Linked DNA regions of Mus musculus: region 1 is linked to region 2. A link is a loop called in an ENCODE intact Hi-C map of the cell type or tissue named here. Cell type or tissue: heart. All regions are shown on one strand.

What was found. A loop is a pair of places that touch in the nucleus more often than their neighbours do. Peaks named below come from ENCODE experiments on the same cell type or tissue, not always from the same donor. Only the 100,000 strongest peaks of a DNase experiment are listed, where the experiment ranks them.
Region 1: a loop joins it to region 2, with 2.3 times the contacts of the local background. A loop is called at or near these places in 2 of 42 quality-filtered maps.

Annotation. Positions count from the first base shown.
Region 1 is chr5:64,562,468-64,570,467 of GRCm38, reverse strand. No RefSeq gene overlaps it. Among named protein-coding and RNA genes, the nearest start is that of Gm31423, 35 kb to the right of the region's middle. In heart, no CTCF peak of the experiment used is centred here; a DNase peak (open chromatin) is centred at 3,777.
Region 2 is chr5:64,293,374-64,301,373 of GRCm38, reverse strand. All of the region lies in intron 14 of Tbc1d1 (TBC1 domain family, member 1), which reads right to left. Among named protein-coding and RNA genes, the nearest start is that of Gm38634, 40 kb to the right of the region's middle. In heart, a CTCF peak has its summit at 4,870; DNase peaks (open chromatin) are centred at 2,563, 2,743 and 4,823; H3K27ac peaks cover 3,775 bases.

The sequences.
Region 1 (8,000 bases), 270 kb before region 2:
GAGGTCAGAATTTTCCTGTTCCTGTGAAATACTCCAGCTTCTAGGGTTAGGTTCTGCTTCTGTCACAATTCCCAGTGGGTAAAGGGTTACTCTTATCCTTACCTTGTCTATATGGGAAGCAGAGGGAAAGAGAGAGAGATGTTTAATCTTAATTGTTCACTTGATTAGACATAGACACACCTAGGGGATTGTCAAAGCACATATGTGCCTGTCACGGTGCTTCCAGAGATGATTAGATTGTGATTCGGGGTGTTTCCTGATCTAATGAATGTACTAACGCCTTGATTTATAGTGTGATGGCAGTATATAAAGATGATGCAAGACTGGACAAAAGAGATGGCTCTACAGTTAAGAATGGTTGCTGCTCTTCCAGAGAACCTGAGTTCAATTCCCAGCACCCAGGTCAGGAGGCTTACAGCTACCAGTAACTCTAGTTCCAAGGGGAGCTAACACCCTCTTCTGACTTCCCAAACATGAAGAACTACACACAGGTCACACACACACACACGCACACATACACGCACATGCACACGCACACATGGTACAGTGTTAGAGATGAGGCTCAGGGAGAGGAATTATGTCACCAGGTGTGAATCCTTGGGGTCTATGCCATGTTCTGGTCCATTCCTTTCTTTTTGCTTCTAAGCCACCACAGTGCAAATAGCTCTGTCCCACCATGACCTTCCTGTCATGAAAGAAAGATGTTTCTGAAACTGTGAGCCAGAATGTGCTCTTTCCTCTCTTAAGTTAGTCTCCCAGGTGTGTTGTCATGGTGATGAGAAAAGCAGCCAAGGCAGGGAGCTGTCAGGTGCTACTGAGATGGCCACTGCTGTTGCTGTAAGGAACCAACTGTCTTGAATCTCTGACCCAGGAGTCTTACATCATCTATCTTGTTCATCAAACCATGGCTCCCAAGTAGAGTAGCCTCAGCTGGGGTAAACTGCCTCCTGTTATTTAGGGGAAGAAATCCTCTCTTGTCCTGCATTCCCACCACATGGATGAGAAGCTGGCTGGTAGGATGCCTTCCATCTGTGAAAATTCTCAGCTTTCTGCTGAGCAACTATTTTTCATCCTAACTGTATTAGTTATGTCTGCATCACCATGACAGAACCCCAGACAGAAACCACCAAAGGAGTGCAGAGCAGAGACTGAAGGAAAGGCCATCCAGAGACTGTCCCACCTGGGGATTCATCCCAGATACAGTCACCAAACACAGACACTATTGTGGATGTTAAGAAATGCTTGCTGAAAGGAGCCCAATATAGCTGTCTCCTGAGAGGCCCTGCCAGAGCCTTACAAATACAGAGCTGTATGCTTGCAGTCAACCATTGCACTGAGCTCGGGATCCCTAATGGAGGAGTTAGAAAAAGGACTGAAAGGAGCTGAAAGGGTTTGCAACTCCATATGAAGAACAATAATACCAACCAACCAGACATGCAGAGCTCTCAGAGACTAAGCCACCAACCAAGAAGTACACATGGCTCCAGCTGCATATGTAGCAGAGGATGGCTTTCTCAGGCATCGGTGGGAAGAGAGGGCCTTGGTCCTGTAAGGGCTCGATAGATGTCCCAGTGTAGGGGAATCAATGGCAGGGAGGTGGGAGTGGGTGGGTGGGTGGAGGAACACTCTCATAGAAGCAGGGGGAAGGGGGGTTGGATAGGAGGTTTCTGGGGATGGGGTGGGGGACTGGGTAAGGAGATAACACTTGAAATGTAAATAAATTAAAAAAAGAAAGAAAGGAAGGAAGGGAGGGAGGGAGGGAGGAAGGAAGAAATAAGAAAGAAAGAAAGAAAGAAAGAAAGAAAGAAAGAAAGAAAGAAAGAAAGAAAGAAAGAAAGAAAGAAAGCACCAAAGGAAGAAATGATTTACTTTGGCTCATGATTCCAGAACATCTCCGTTGGGGCGGTGGCAGATGTGGCTGCTGTTCACATCGTGGTAGACAGGGAGCAGAGAGTGACTAGAACCAAGGGCCAACCACAATCTTCAAAAGTCCACCTCTGCTGCTTCCACCAGCCACTGACAACTTCCCAAGTTGCCCCAGATTCCCCAGATAGTGCCACCAGCTGGAGAACAAGCATTGAAAACTTGGAAACAAGTGTTGAAGGGTGGACACCAACCCTTCTCTCCCAAACCATCTACATCTTTCCTCTTAAAGGGCTTCTAGGAAAACTCTAAAGGAAGAAGGAAAAAGGCAAATGAAACAGCCCAATTTTATTTCCTAAATGGATACTTAAAACCCACAACAAATGCTATATTGACTTTTTTTTTTAAATAGGCTATAGTCATGATCTCTGTTTGTATTTTTCTTGCCTTCTACTCTTTGGCTGCCTAAACATACAAAGTTATCTGTGCCATTAGCATCCAGCACAGAGCTATGGTTGGGTGACGCAGGTTGAACCGTCTGTATAGCATTTGGTGACTGATATGAACACACCGCTGTGGTAAAAACTTATCTTTTGAAACTAGCGTGGTTGCTGAGGTATGAGTCAGTGGTGTGAGCATGGGCAGAAAAAGAGTGGCAGCTGGTGCCCCAGTCGTGTGGCCAACTCTCTGAGGGACAGAAGTGGGAGGAGGTAGAGTTTCTTTGCCAGGATGGTGTTCTCAGCACCAGCCAGGAACAAACACAGGTCTCCCTGGTCCATTCAGAACACCCAGCCTACCTGGAGGTCAGAAGTTAGAGATGGGCACTGCCACTTAGAAATAACAACGACATAAACGGACAAAACTTCAAAATTTACATGCGAATGTTCTAGAAGTATAGAAGCTATAGCTAGAAAATAAACACACCACATGTAAGACATGAGACAGTGACTCAGATACTAACAGTTGCACATCCAGTTTTATTCACATTTAAAAGACTGTGTACTTACATTTTAGACACACATGTAAGCAAACACACATACATTGGATATGAAGACCTTACATATTTTCTTGTATGCTAGCTTTTTACTTTTGCACACACTATTCTGTGACCAAAAACTATAAATCCACAGACTGTTTAGGAGGGTTCCACATTATTTAACCTCTGGTAATTCTGATCTAGTCAACCTGGTTTCTGCTTTCTTGTTCTCAGGAACGTTGCTGGAACACAAACCCGGGCTCCATTTTGGGACACTTATCTAGCTATATTCTTGAATAAGCCTCTAGAAAAGGAATTTTAGGTCAAATAGTATGCATGTATTTAGAGCTTACATCCTATTATAACCATGCTCACCCCCTCGCCCCACACCCCCCAAGGCCTCCATATACAGGACCATCAGCAATCAGATAGATGTTTTGAGCCAAGCGTTGCATTCTGAGGAAGGGTTTGACAATCATCTCCCGCTGAGTGTCTTAGGCTGTCTCCATTTGTGGTGAAGGAGAAACCACTGTTGGCCATGTGTGGCTTTTCTCTGATGGTGTGGCCTGGCAAGAGTGTCCTTGAGTTTGTGCCATGATACACAAGGATGGTGAAAACAACCAAGACCAATAGTTCTCAGACTTTCAGAGAGAGATGAACCCAGTGTAAGAATACAGGGTCAAAACAACAGGTTGGCTGAGGGGAGTGTATGTAGTGTTCAGTGCTGTTTGCAGCCAGGTCCTCTGAGGCTGCAAAGAAGTTATCACCCATGGCTGAGTCTCATCTGGCACTCGGTGACAACACCCAGTACATTGTCGTTTTCTGTCTCATTTCAACGTAGGTCTGGTAGAAGTCTGAGTTCTCAGAGTGATTAGAGAGACAGAGACTCTAGACTGCGTCTTGCATAACGTCATGGAATCATAACGGAGTGAAATTCCAGATGTTTCCCATGTTCTAAAGCAACTCACAGGGCCTCACTACACGCAAGGGGAGGGGACTTTGCAGCAGCGTGCATTCCAGGGGACAAGGATCATAGAGGCACCTTAATGTCTGGTTCGTCATAATAAACAATCAGAAGCCTCTCTCCTTAAAGTGTTTGTTTTGTTTTGGCCAGGATAGTCAGGAAAGCCAAAAGCTTAGGAAAATGTAAAAATCTGAACCTCATTGACTGAAAGTAGTCATTTTGCCTGTCTCCTCTCAAGTGGAAGTGAATAACCCCCCATTGTGGACACGATGTTTGGCCCGAGGTAAATGTGGCTTCTTCAAAGGTGTTCCCCTAAACATGTGTTTTATGTTTTCTTGGAATTCGGTTCTGCCTCCCCAATGACTAAGTCATTTCCTCCCAACTCTGTCTCATGGAATGAGGTGGCATATCCAAACCCATGTCATAATGACCACATCGGAGACATTTTTCCATGTGAAATTCTGTGAACTATTCTTATGCTTTAATTACTATGTCTCCCCAAGACCAACCCTTGAGTCGCCACAGCTCCTTAAAAATTTTAAAACATGCAAGTGGCAGCGGGCAGTCAGAACTGTTCTTTAAAATGATATGAATGGAATTGACAGATGTGGCTCAGTGTGTAAACTGTTTGCCTAGTGTACACGAAGCCCTGGGTTCCCTCATAAGTACTGCATAAAAACCAGTGCTGTGTATACACATGGAAGCCCAGGCACTAGAGGTGGAGACAGCAGGATCAGGGCTTCAAAGCCATCCTCCTTAGTTACCCAGCAAGTTCTAAACCAGCCTGGGACACACGACACTTGGTCTCCAAAAATATCATCGGGCTGGTAAGATGGTCCGTTGCCTCCAAGCCTGATAACCTGAGTTCAACCCCCAAAACCCACATGGTAGAAGGAGAAAACTGAGCCCTGAAAGTTGACCTCTGACCTCCATTCATGCAGTATGGCACGCACTTTGTGTCTAAATACATAAGCATAATAAAATATTACACAAGTGCATGCGAAGTCATGTTATTAAAGGGGACCCCTACAGAAAATCCCTGTCCGTGTCCATACCATCTTCTTGTTTAAGCCTGTAGCCATGTTTATGTTCTGTATTCAACTCTTGCCTTCTGGGAAGCAGCTATAATCCACCATTTCCTTAGGGAACCGTTAGACTCCCTCCATACCCTTTGAGGGGTCAATGGGAAGGGAACAAGATTCTTATTCTTTTTTTTTTTTTTTCTAAGAGAATCTTTTAAAGGACCTATGTGAAGTGGAATTTAAGGGATCTTCGGAGAGTCTGTTGTGTTGGATGGTGTTTTGCTAAGGCAAACGTGAAGGAATGTCTCATTGAAGTAGGCACAGGTGAAAGACCAAAGCAGACTTGTGAAGGCGTGTTGTGCTGAAGCAGACACAGGAGAGAGGATGTTCTGCTAAAGCCAGCTCTTCAAAGGACAATGATGGAAGGAGTCTCTGCTAACGACTCGCATGTATTGTTCTGCCTTGCATTGCGTAGTTGAGCTGAGAGAGGCACAGCTGAGAACTTCTCCTGGTATGCCCTCAGTGTCCCTTCTGCTGAGCTTGTCACATGGTGGGAGATGAAATGGGCAAGCACATGCAGTGTTGGGAGCCGCCCCCACATTCGCCGTTACAAGATGGCGCTGACATCCTGTGTTCTAAGTGGTAAACAAATAATCTGCGCATGTGCCAAGGGTATCTTATGACTACTTGTGCTCTGCCTTCCCCGTGACGTCAACTCGGCCGATGGGCTGCAGCCAATCAGGGAGTGACACGTCCGAGGCGAAGGAGAATGCTCCTTAAGAGGGACGGGGTTTTCGTTTTCTCTCTCTCTTGCTTCGCTCTCTCTTGCTTCTTACACTCTGGCCCCATAAGATGTAAGCAATAAAGCTTTGCCGTAGAAGATTCTGGTTGTTGTGTTCTTCCTGGCCGGTCGTGAGAACGCGTCGAATAACAATTGGTGCCGAATTCCGGGAAGAGAAAATCCGGGACGAGAAAAAACTCCGGACTGGCGCAGGAGGGATACTTCATTCCAGAACCAGAACTGCGAATCAAGGTTATAAGGTTCCCGTAACACAGACTGTTGAGAAGGATTCAACTGCCGAATTCAGAACTCATCAGCTGGGGAACGACGGTGATAAAGGTTCCCGTAAAGCAGACTGTTAAGAAGGATTCAACTGTATGAATTCAGAACTTTTCAGCTGGGGAACGAGAGTACCAGTGAGTATGTTTGGCCTTGAATTTTTTCTGGTGTTAGGAGCCCTTTTGTTCTTTTTCACATGCTATCAAGTGATTAAGATAGGGCTGAAAATTCTAGAGGAAATTCAGGACAAGCTATCAGAAGTAAAGCGGGAAGAAAGAGTAGGAACAAAGAGGAAGTATGGTACACAAAATAAGTATACAGGCCTTTCCAAGGGTCTTGAACCCGAGGAAAAGTTAAGGTTAGGTAGGAATACCTGGAGAGAGATTAGAAGAAAAAGAGGAAAAAGGGAGAAGAAAAAAGATCGATTAGCGGAGGTCTCTAGGAGATACTCGTCACTAGATGAGCTCAGGAAGCCAGCTCTTAGTAGCTCTGAAGCAAGTGAAGAATCCTCCTCTGAGGAAACAGACTGGGAGGAAGAAGCAGCCCATTACCAGCCAGCTAATCGGTCAAGAAAAAAGCCAAAAGCGGCTGGCGAAGGCCAGTTTGCTAATTGGCCTCAGGGCAATCGGCTACCAGGTGCACTCCCGCCCTATGCGGAGTCCCCGCCCTGCGTAGTGCGTCAGCCCGTAGTGCGTCAGCAATGCGCAGAGAGGCAGTGCGCAGACTCATTCATTCCCCGAGAGGAACAAAGGAAAATAGAACAGGCATTTCCAGTCTTTGAAGGAGCCGAGGGTGGGCGTGTCCACGCTCCGGTAGAATACGTACAGATTAAGGAAATTGCCGAGTCGGTTCGTAAATACGGAACCAATGCTAATTTTACCTTGGTGCAGTTAGACAGGCTCGCTGGCATGGCACTAACTCCTGCCGACTGGCAAACGGTTGTAAAAGCCGCTCTCCCTAGTATGGGCAAATATATGGAATGGAAAGCGCTTTGGCACGAAGCTGCACAGGCGCAGGCCCGAGCAAACGCAGCTGCTTTGACTCCAGAGCAGAGAGATTGGACTTTTGACTTGTTAACGGGTCAGGGAGCTTATTCTGCTGATCAGACAAACTACCATTGGGGAGCTTATGCCCAGATTTCTTCCACGGCTATTAGGGCCTGGAAGGCGCTCTCTCGAGCAGGTGAAACCACTGGTCAGTTAACAAAGATAATCCAGGGACCTCAGGAATCTTTCTCAGATTTTGTGGCCAGAATGACAGAGGCAGCAGAGCGTATTTTTGGAGAGTCAGAGCAAGCTGCGCCTCTCATAGAACAGCTAATCTACGAGCAAGCCACAAAGGAGTGCCGAGCGGCCATAGCCCCAAGAAAGAACAAAGGCTTACAAGACTGGCTCAGGGTCTGTCGAGAGCTTGGGGGACCTCTCAGCAATGCAGGTTTAGCGGCTGCCATCCTTCAATCTCAGAACCGCTCCATGAGCAGAAATGATCAGAGGACATGTTTTAACTGCGGAAAGCCTGGGCATTTTAAGAAAGATTGCAGAGCTCCAGATAAACAGGGAGGGACTCTCACTCTTTGCTCTAAGTGTGGCAAGGGTTATCATAGAGCTGACCAGTGTCGCTCTGTGAGGGATATAAAGGGCAGAATTCTTCCCCCACCTGATAGTCAATCAACTGATGTGCCAAAAAACGGGTCATCGGGCCCTCGGTCCCAGGGCCCTCAAAGATATGGGAACCGGTTTGTCAGGACCCAGGAAGCAGTCAGAGAGGCGACCCAGGAAGACCCACAAGGGTGGACCTGCGTGCCGCCTCCGACTTCCTACTAATGCCTCAAATGAGTATTCAGCCGGTGCCGGTGGAGCCTATACCATCCTTGCCCCCGGGAACCATGGGCCTTATTCTCGGCCGAGGTTCACTCACCTTGCAGGGCTTAGTAGTCCACCCTGGAGTTATGGATTGTCAACATTCCCCTGAAATACAGGTCCTGTGCTCAAGCCCTAAAGGCGTTTTTTCTATTAGTAAAGGAGATAGGATAGCTCAGCTGCTGCTCCTCCCTGATAATACCAGGGAGAAATCTGCAGGACCTGAGATAAAGAAAATGGGCTCCTCAGGAAATGA
Region 2 (8,000 bases):
GAGCCATCCCTAACAGCTCTTCTATAGAGTTGGGGCAGTCATCACGTGCCGAGTCTGAAGGCAGCTGCCAAGGCCAGGGAAAGCTTCTCCCTGAGAAGTGCAGCATGGGCAAAGCAGCAGATAGAATCAGAGACCACAAAGAGTTCCACCAAGACCAGGAAAAGGAGAGAGGTGCAGGTATATTGCAAGAAATAGGCCAAGTTGGTAACGTGGGTCACAAACAAAGGGTCACCTGTTAAGCAAGACCTCCATCCCGATGCATGTGCAGTGAAGAAGTAACAAGGGGGCATGCTACAAGTTCTGTGCCAGAGCCTGAAGGCAGGGACCATGTGCACTTAGCTTACTGGTATTCACCCTAAGCCCAACAAAGAGCTTTTAAAAGATGTCCAAGCACTCAGCATTCGTCATTTACACTGCTGATGTCCAGGACTACAGCTGCTGATCAAGCCACCTCTTCCCGCAGTTTACCAGAGGCACAGAAGACAAAAGCTGCCTCAGAGTCCCCCTAAGAGCATGTGGGTCGCAGTGTCAATGAGCTGAGTCCCCGGGACTGCTTCCCAGAATATGGCCCTAATAGCATCAGCAAGAGGCAACCCTGAGAGCTTGTGAGAAATGCAGTCCCAAACACCAAGGCCTGATAAATCAATCATAAACTCTAGGGTAGACCCAGCAAACAAGGCTTACACAACTGGGAATTCTAATTCACAGACATGTTTGAAGGCCCTGGATCTGGGCATTCAGTATGTTCACTGAAGTTAAGTTTTTATATATTTATCTTAACTGGTAGCATCATACTATGTGACACTGTAATACGAGACAACAGGCACGTCTTGGATTTATTTTATTTTTGCAGTGCTATGGATCTTAATGAGGGTTTTGTAAAGTATTCTACCACTGAGCTAACCTCTTAGCCCCAAGGGTACCTTTAAATAAGTTTCAGATTAAACAATGACTCTACCCATCATGTGCACCGTGACTATTAAATAAAGTATAAAAATACATCTGTCTTTTCAAACACTGGCCAAATCACATGATCTTAGTCAAAGGCAATTGTTTGAACTCAAATTAACACCATTTTCTTAAGAAATGCACTCAGAAAGGGGCTCCTCCCTACTGACCCAAATCTACCACCCACACAAATCGAACAATAATAAATTCCCTTCAAAAAACCCTCCAGATCTGAACATAAATAGTCAGGGACAGAAACCAATGAGTCACTCACACAACAGAAAAATATACTACAGAAAGCTAAAGGCACCATTGCCCAACCCATGTTATTAGCTAAGTGCAGTGAAGCAGCTTGTTTGGAGTGTGTGCTCGCATGTATACACACACACACACACACACACACACACACACACACACATACTACACACACACACTCTGCCTGTGCACCTCTCCCCAGCTCTGGCCTCTGCAAACCCGGAGGCATGGTAAAAAGAACCAGAGAAGACACCTACTTCCTTATTTGTCCCCAAGCCTCTCCCAGCCGCGGCACAGGTGTAAGCCTGGCACGGGTGCTATGGAGGCTAAAAGGAGGCCTGGAAAGAGTCAAGAGGTTAAGTTATGGAGCAGGAGAGAGGAGGGAGAGTATGCTTTCAAATAAGCCCTCGCCAGGGGCTGGGGAATAGTGAGGAGCTAGGGAGTGGCTGGGAGCAGGGGAGCAGTGGGAAGCAGAGCTGCTGGGCTTCTATGCTGTTCCTAATCTCCTACCCAGTAGGGGCCAGGGCTTCATCACAGGCATCTGGGAGGGAGCAAACATTGAACCCATAGGAGAGGCAAGGGCCCCTTCATTCTACTTACACCAGCAGGGAGGAGTCCTGCAAACATGGTGTGTCCACTGCATTATCCCAGGGCAGGGGGCATGTCCTATAGTTTTAGACATGTATTAAAGTTTTCATTTGGGCATGGTAAAGACTATTACAAGGGCTGGAGGTACACCCCTAGTGAAGCCCGTGATGAGCCCTTGTGAAGCATTTTTTATAAAATGATTCCCCCTGCCCCCCCACCCCCCCCCCACACCTCTAAACAAAACAGAAGAGAGTTGTGCCTTGGGCTCAGAGACCAAAAGGATGGTCTGAACTCTGGTGGGAAGGACAAGCAGACTAACATAACAGCTCAAAAACGCCCAAATTTCCCTTTCTGGGCCAGGGAAATTGTAAGATATTTATCTACATACTTCCATACCTTTACCTATTAATGACAAGATACACTTTTAATGGGCAAGCTTGCTACAGTGGAACTTCCCAAGGACACACACTCCTAATACTTCCTTATACTCTCCCCCGGCCTGCCCTTGAACTCCTGCTGCATGTTAGCATTTGCTAGCACTGCACTCCAAGCAGCTCTCTGGCGACTAAGTCTTTGCCATGATGGGGTGCAGGGTCTGAAGCCCCTGAGCATATGCGTGTTGTGGCAAGGCTCTGAAGCAGGGCAATGGTGAAGGGCAAGCTGGGGTGCACTGGGGACTCCACTCCGCTCCGGAGATGAAGCTTTATATCCAGAAGCTACGGAAGAACGAGCAGAGTCACGTGGCAGAGATGAAGCTTTATATCCAGAAGCTACGGAAGAACGAGCAGAGTCACGTGGCAGCCCATGCAGGGCAGACATTCATAAGTGCTGGGGCACGGGAGAACGTAGGAAAGGAAGCAGGCGGTGTGAGAAGACTCTCAGGGAGAAAGTCCCAGGAGGAGTACAGGGAAGAAATGTGTGAGCAAGGGAAGAGTCAGAAAAGCCATGGCTAGGGAACAACCGGAATTCCACAGGGACCTTTATCTAAGTCGCTGCTGGACCGCAGGCCTGAGTGGCTCACAGCTGTAGCCAGGACCTCTGCTGCCCTCCTCCCCCGCCCACCTGCCTTGTGGGTATATGTCGCTGAAATTCTAGTCCCGCCCACCTATTACACAATGCTTATCTGGGTGTGATCTAAGGCTGGAATCCATGAAAGGAAGCCTGTGAGTTGGGAAACACTTTTGTGCTTGCTCGGAAGAGGGGATGAGGAAGTTTAAGCATAGAGGGATGCTATGAAACAGAAGTTTAAACTAGTGGACCCAGTCCTTGCCCGACTCCTATAATGTTCAGCTTGTTAAATGTGAAATTGTGGCCTCTCTCCATGGAAAACACAGCACTAAGGCTTTCCTGACCAGGCAAACATCCTGGACATATCAGCTTAAGAGACAGCATCGTCCTTAGGTATCCGCAACTGTTGAGGCAGCTGGCAGACTGAGGCAACCAAGCAAATGGCCACACATAGTCTAAGGGACCAGAAGATGTCTTTTTGACAATATGACTCTTCTGCAAAAATGACAGCCTCTGTGATGTTAAGTGTGAGCTGAACATAGGTGTGGCAGTAAAGCCTATAATCCAAGCACTCAGGAGGACTTCTGAGGTCAAGGCTGGTCTGGCCTACACTGCAAGAGTTTGTGTCAGAAAACAAAGCTGAACAATGTGGCTGCCATTTGTAGGGGAGGTGCCTACTTTTGTTTTCTAAATCCCCAAAGAGAAGAGGCTGTCTGCATCCTATGTGATTACAGCTTCCACTGACTGGTCCACATCCCTCCTATCAGGTAGACGCTGTCATTACTCTATGCTATACCTGCATATCTATGGAGGACATCGCAAAACCAGTGTTAGCCACACAGGTCACAGAGGAGCCACAATGGGGTAATCACCTCACTAGACTGACCACTAGCAAATTAACCAGAAAATAGCAAGAGAAGATGTGTGTGTGTGTGTGTGTGTGTGTGTGTGTGTGTGTGGAACCCTAGGGCACCGGGAAAGCACCAATGCTGTGAAAAGAGTGTGGCACATTAAAAATACAAGGGTCATTTGGTCAGGCGCCTCACTTCTGGCATTTGCACCAAGGTTCACAGTTAGTCACAACTGCTAAGAAATGGGTACTAAAAAAGGCCAGTCAATATAAGTAAGCAAAACCACACGTGGCACACAAAACACTGCAGGTATAATTTGACCTTGAAAGGGAAAACCTGCTATGAGCTAGCAAGAGGAAACTACTTAAATAAACTTGAAACAAGAAGACAAAGGCTGCCTTTCACAGGAACCATGTAAAGTAGCCACATTCATAGAAATAGAAAGTAGAACAAAGGTTAGTGTGGGCTGGGGACAGGGGAGGGTGCTAATGGCTTTAAGGGTTTCACTTTTACAAGAGGAAACTCACAACCAAAGCTGAGCATCTCAGCCGCTTCGAGGTGTAAGTGTGTGTTTTACACACAAACCAATGCCAGGGCACTACTCTGATCTGCGAGTACCTCCAAGGTCACGCAAGTACCTCCAAGGTCACCAAGTACCTCCAAGGTCACCCAAGTACCTCCAAGGTCACACAAGTACCTCCAAGGTCACCCAAGTACCTCCAAGGTCACCCACTTTCTCTCAAATGGCCAGAAGCAAATTATTATCACAGCGGGTCTTAGTAACCAGCATGGAATCTTACTTTTTAGTTTTTTTCCTTTTAAACAAGTCTTGCAATGTGGTACAATCTGCCCTTGAACTCTCTGCTCCTCCTGCCTCAGCCTCCAGAGACTATGGGAGTGCCCTCTCACACCAGGCCTAGAGTTTTGCTTTGCTTTGAAAACAAAGGCTTGCAGGCTGGAACGGGGCAGTGGAAAGAGCCTACAGATTCCCCTCTGGAGCACCACAGCTGGGAAGGGGAGGAGGGCATGAGAGGAAGAGGCCCGGCATGAGGAAGACTTCTGTAAGCCCGCGGCCTCCCAAAGGTCCCATCACTTTGACATCACAGCAGTCCAGAGCTCAGCATCTCCGTGTGGATGTGTGTGGAAAGTTCCCCGTTCTTTTCTGAAGACTCCCACTTCTGCCTTGTGTGGGAGGCCTGAGCTCTGAGGAGCTGTGCAATGCTGCCCCCTCACAGCTCCACAGTGACCATAACACATCTGACACAACAAGGAGCTGAGATAGGGACCAGGCACGGAGCTGAGAGGAGACAAGCAGGGCAGCCCCGCTAGCCCATGCTAGACCATGCTAGCCCATCTCCAAGCATCTGACAGGCTACTCTGTAAATGGTCCCCAAAGAACACTGATCCCAGACTCTTCTAAGTAAAGGACAAATGAAGACTGCTGTGAGCACTGGAGCTATTAAAGGACAAATGAAGACTGCTGTGAGCACTGGGGCTATGGGTCTCGGTCTTCTCATATATAAAGTGAGGCACTATAAGAATTTTCTTGTTTTGTTTAAACATGAAAAAAAAATTCCAGGCTATCAAGAAGAACTTTTTACAATCTATAGCCTTAGGGTATTGATGACAAGATTTAATCAAGTACAAAAAGAATCTTTCCACCTTGCTTACCATCAGTGTCTGTAGAAATGGCTTGGTGCTAAGAGCATGTACTGTTCTTGCAGAGGACACAGTTTTGGTCCCCAGTACCCACACTGAGCTGTACCCACAGTGAGCTGGCTGGAGTCACCTGCTGATCTTAGAATTCAATAGCCACTGAGGAAGATGGGCTTATAGTCCTCCATTGTTTCCTGAGTGCCCTTAGGCACAGCTACACAGCACAGGAGATGGCTAAGAAGCTGAGAACAACTTCCTGTCATTGAACTGGAAATGAGTGAGACAGGAAGAGGCTCAGGGAAGACAACCTGCTTGGTGACACTCTGCCACAAAAAGAGGCAAGAATTGGAGAGAAGAATCTACCACCAAAAGGCCTGGTGACCAACAGGTCCTGTTCTCACAAGCCTCAGCTTCTTCATCTATAAGGAAGTTGAATAGATGACTTTCAACATCCTCACCTGCTTTTAGGATTCCTTGAAAGTGGTACACTTGATATCTATCACACACTTTCAGCAATGCTATTTTGGGGGAGAAGTATGGGCAATCTTGACTCTGCCTATAGATGACCATATCAGCGAACAGAGAACACACACACTTGGGCTCTGCAGCTTCCATCAGTAGTTCTGAGTGGCAGGCAGTACAATGAGAAATCTCCTTAGATCTTTCTTGGGCAGCAAATCTAAGGAGGCAGGGGAGTGGCAGGATGATACTACTGAACTGGGTGCGGGGGCATATTCTAAACCTGTACTCTTGAATACTGTGTGATCTTACTTGTGGCCTCTGAGCACCTAAAATGATGTTACCATGAGGAGCTAATTTTTTTTTTTTCTGGTTTTTCAAGACAGGGTTTCTCTGTGTAGCCCCGGCTGTCCTGGAACTCACTCTGTAGACCAGGCTGGCCTCGAACTCAGAAATTCACCTGCCTCTGCTTCCCGAGTGCTGGGATTAAAGGCGTGCGCCACCACGCCCGGCTAGGAGCTAAATTTTTGTTGATTAGTTTATGCTTACATTTGAGTGGCTGTACCAGCGTCATGAGGTACCACAAATAACCAGAGGTAAGAAAGAAAGCTCGCCCATAGGGACCATCAGAAACTGGTTAGGAACAGAGAGAGGCCCACTATGTCCCATGAGGAAAGGGGGGAATGTTGGTACTGCGGTGGCCTGGAAGGATGTAGGGAAATCTGCTAGTGTTACTACGTGATGGGTTGTCTGCCAAGGGGAGAAAATAAGCAGGAGGTGCTTTATGGGCAAGAGAAATCACCCTGTGAAATCATGGCTGCCTGAACGTACAGCCCAATGTTCAGGAAGCGATAGACAGAGCTCCACACAGGCAGTGAGTACTACAATCCTCAAGCCCTACGCCATTCCTACTCCCCAAATACCAGACGAGGCAGCAGGAACACAGGCAAAAACAAAGCCTCCCAGCTTCCCTGCTCACTATATGTGGCCAGGTGACAAGGTTTCAGACAATGACATGCAAAAGACAGTCCACTAGGCATTTGTGGGAGGACTTCACTTTCTGGATATAAGGGCTTACAATTGGGCATCACAGCCCTCCTCCTTGGTGGTTCCTTGTTTGGCTTGGACATGGCGGGAAATGGATGAAGGATGCCTGAGAGGCAGGGGAAGGGAAAAGAGAGACAAGGCCAGGTACACTGGTAACATTACAGGGACAAAGAGAGGGGGCATTGCTTCTTATATTAAGGTTCTCTAGAGTCACAGAACTTATGGATAGTCTCTATATATTAAGGGAATTATTTGTGATAACTTACAGTCCATAGTCCAATCAACCCAACAACGAGCAGCTGTGGATGGGAAGTCCAAGGAGCTAGTAGTTATTCAGTCCCACGAGGCTAGCTGTTTCAGCTGGTCTTCTGTAGTAGGAGGCTCCAACAGATGTGCTGGCAAGTAAATGCAACCAGGCGAAAAAGAGCGAATCTTCCTTCTCCAATGTCCTTATGTAGGTCCTCCAGCAAACAGTGTGGCTCAGATTAAAGGTGTGTACCATTATGGCTGGATCTGGGATTTGCTTTGTTCCAGGTTGACCTTGAACTCAGATCTCCTTGCCTTAGTCTCCTGGGATTAAAGACATGTACTACCTTGCCTGGGCCTAAGCTTTTCATGGCCACCATGCCTTAAGAGCTCCATGCCAAGATCCAAGTCAGAACTTGTGTCTTCCAGACTCAAGATCTAGATTACAGGTGAGCCCTCCAATTCTGGATTGTAGTTCATTCCAGATATAGTCAAGTTGACAACCAGGAACAGCCATTACACTCCTCTTGGCCATACTTCTCACAGAAGACAAACGAGTCTCTCTGGTTACATCACTGTGCACTGGCTCAGACAAAAATCTCTAAATGATCTCGTTTGAGGCTGGAAATGAGAGACCATCAGGACAAAGCAAACTGAGTACCAGGATGCAAGGAGGGACCCTACAGAATAAAGGCAATTCACCAGGCTGGTTATATCCTGGGAGAACACATGGGCTAGGTGTATGCAGCTTGCTTTTCGTGGGGACAGATGCCCAGTGTACTGGAATTTGAGAGTTAGGCAGAGTCGCAGAGACTTCCTCAGTGTGTTGCATGCATGCTTTCATGATGAGTTCCAAACTTTCCTTCTTTCTTTGCAAGCATTGGTAAGAATGAACAAGACTTTGAGAAGGGAGGAATCCCCTCTCCCCCTGCTGTGCCTTCC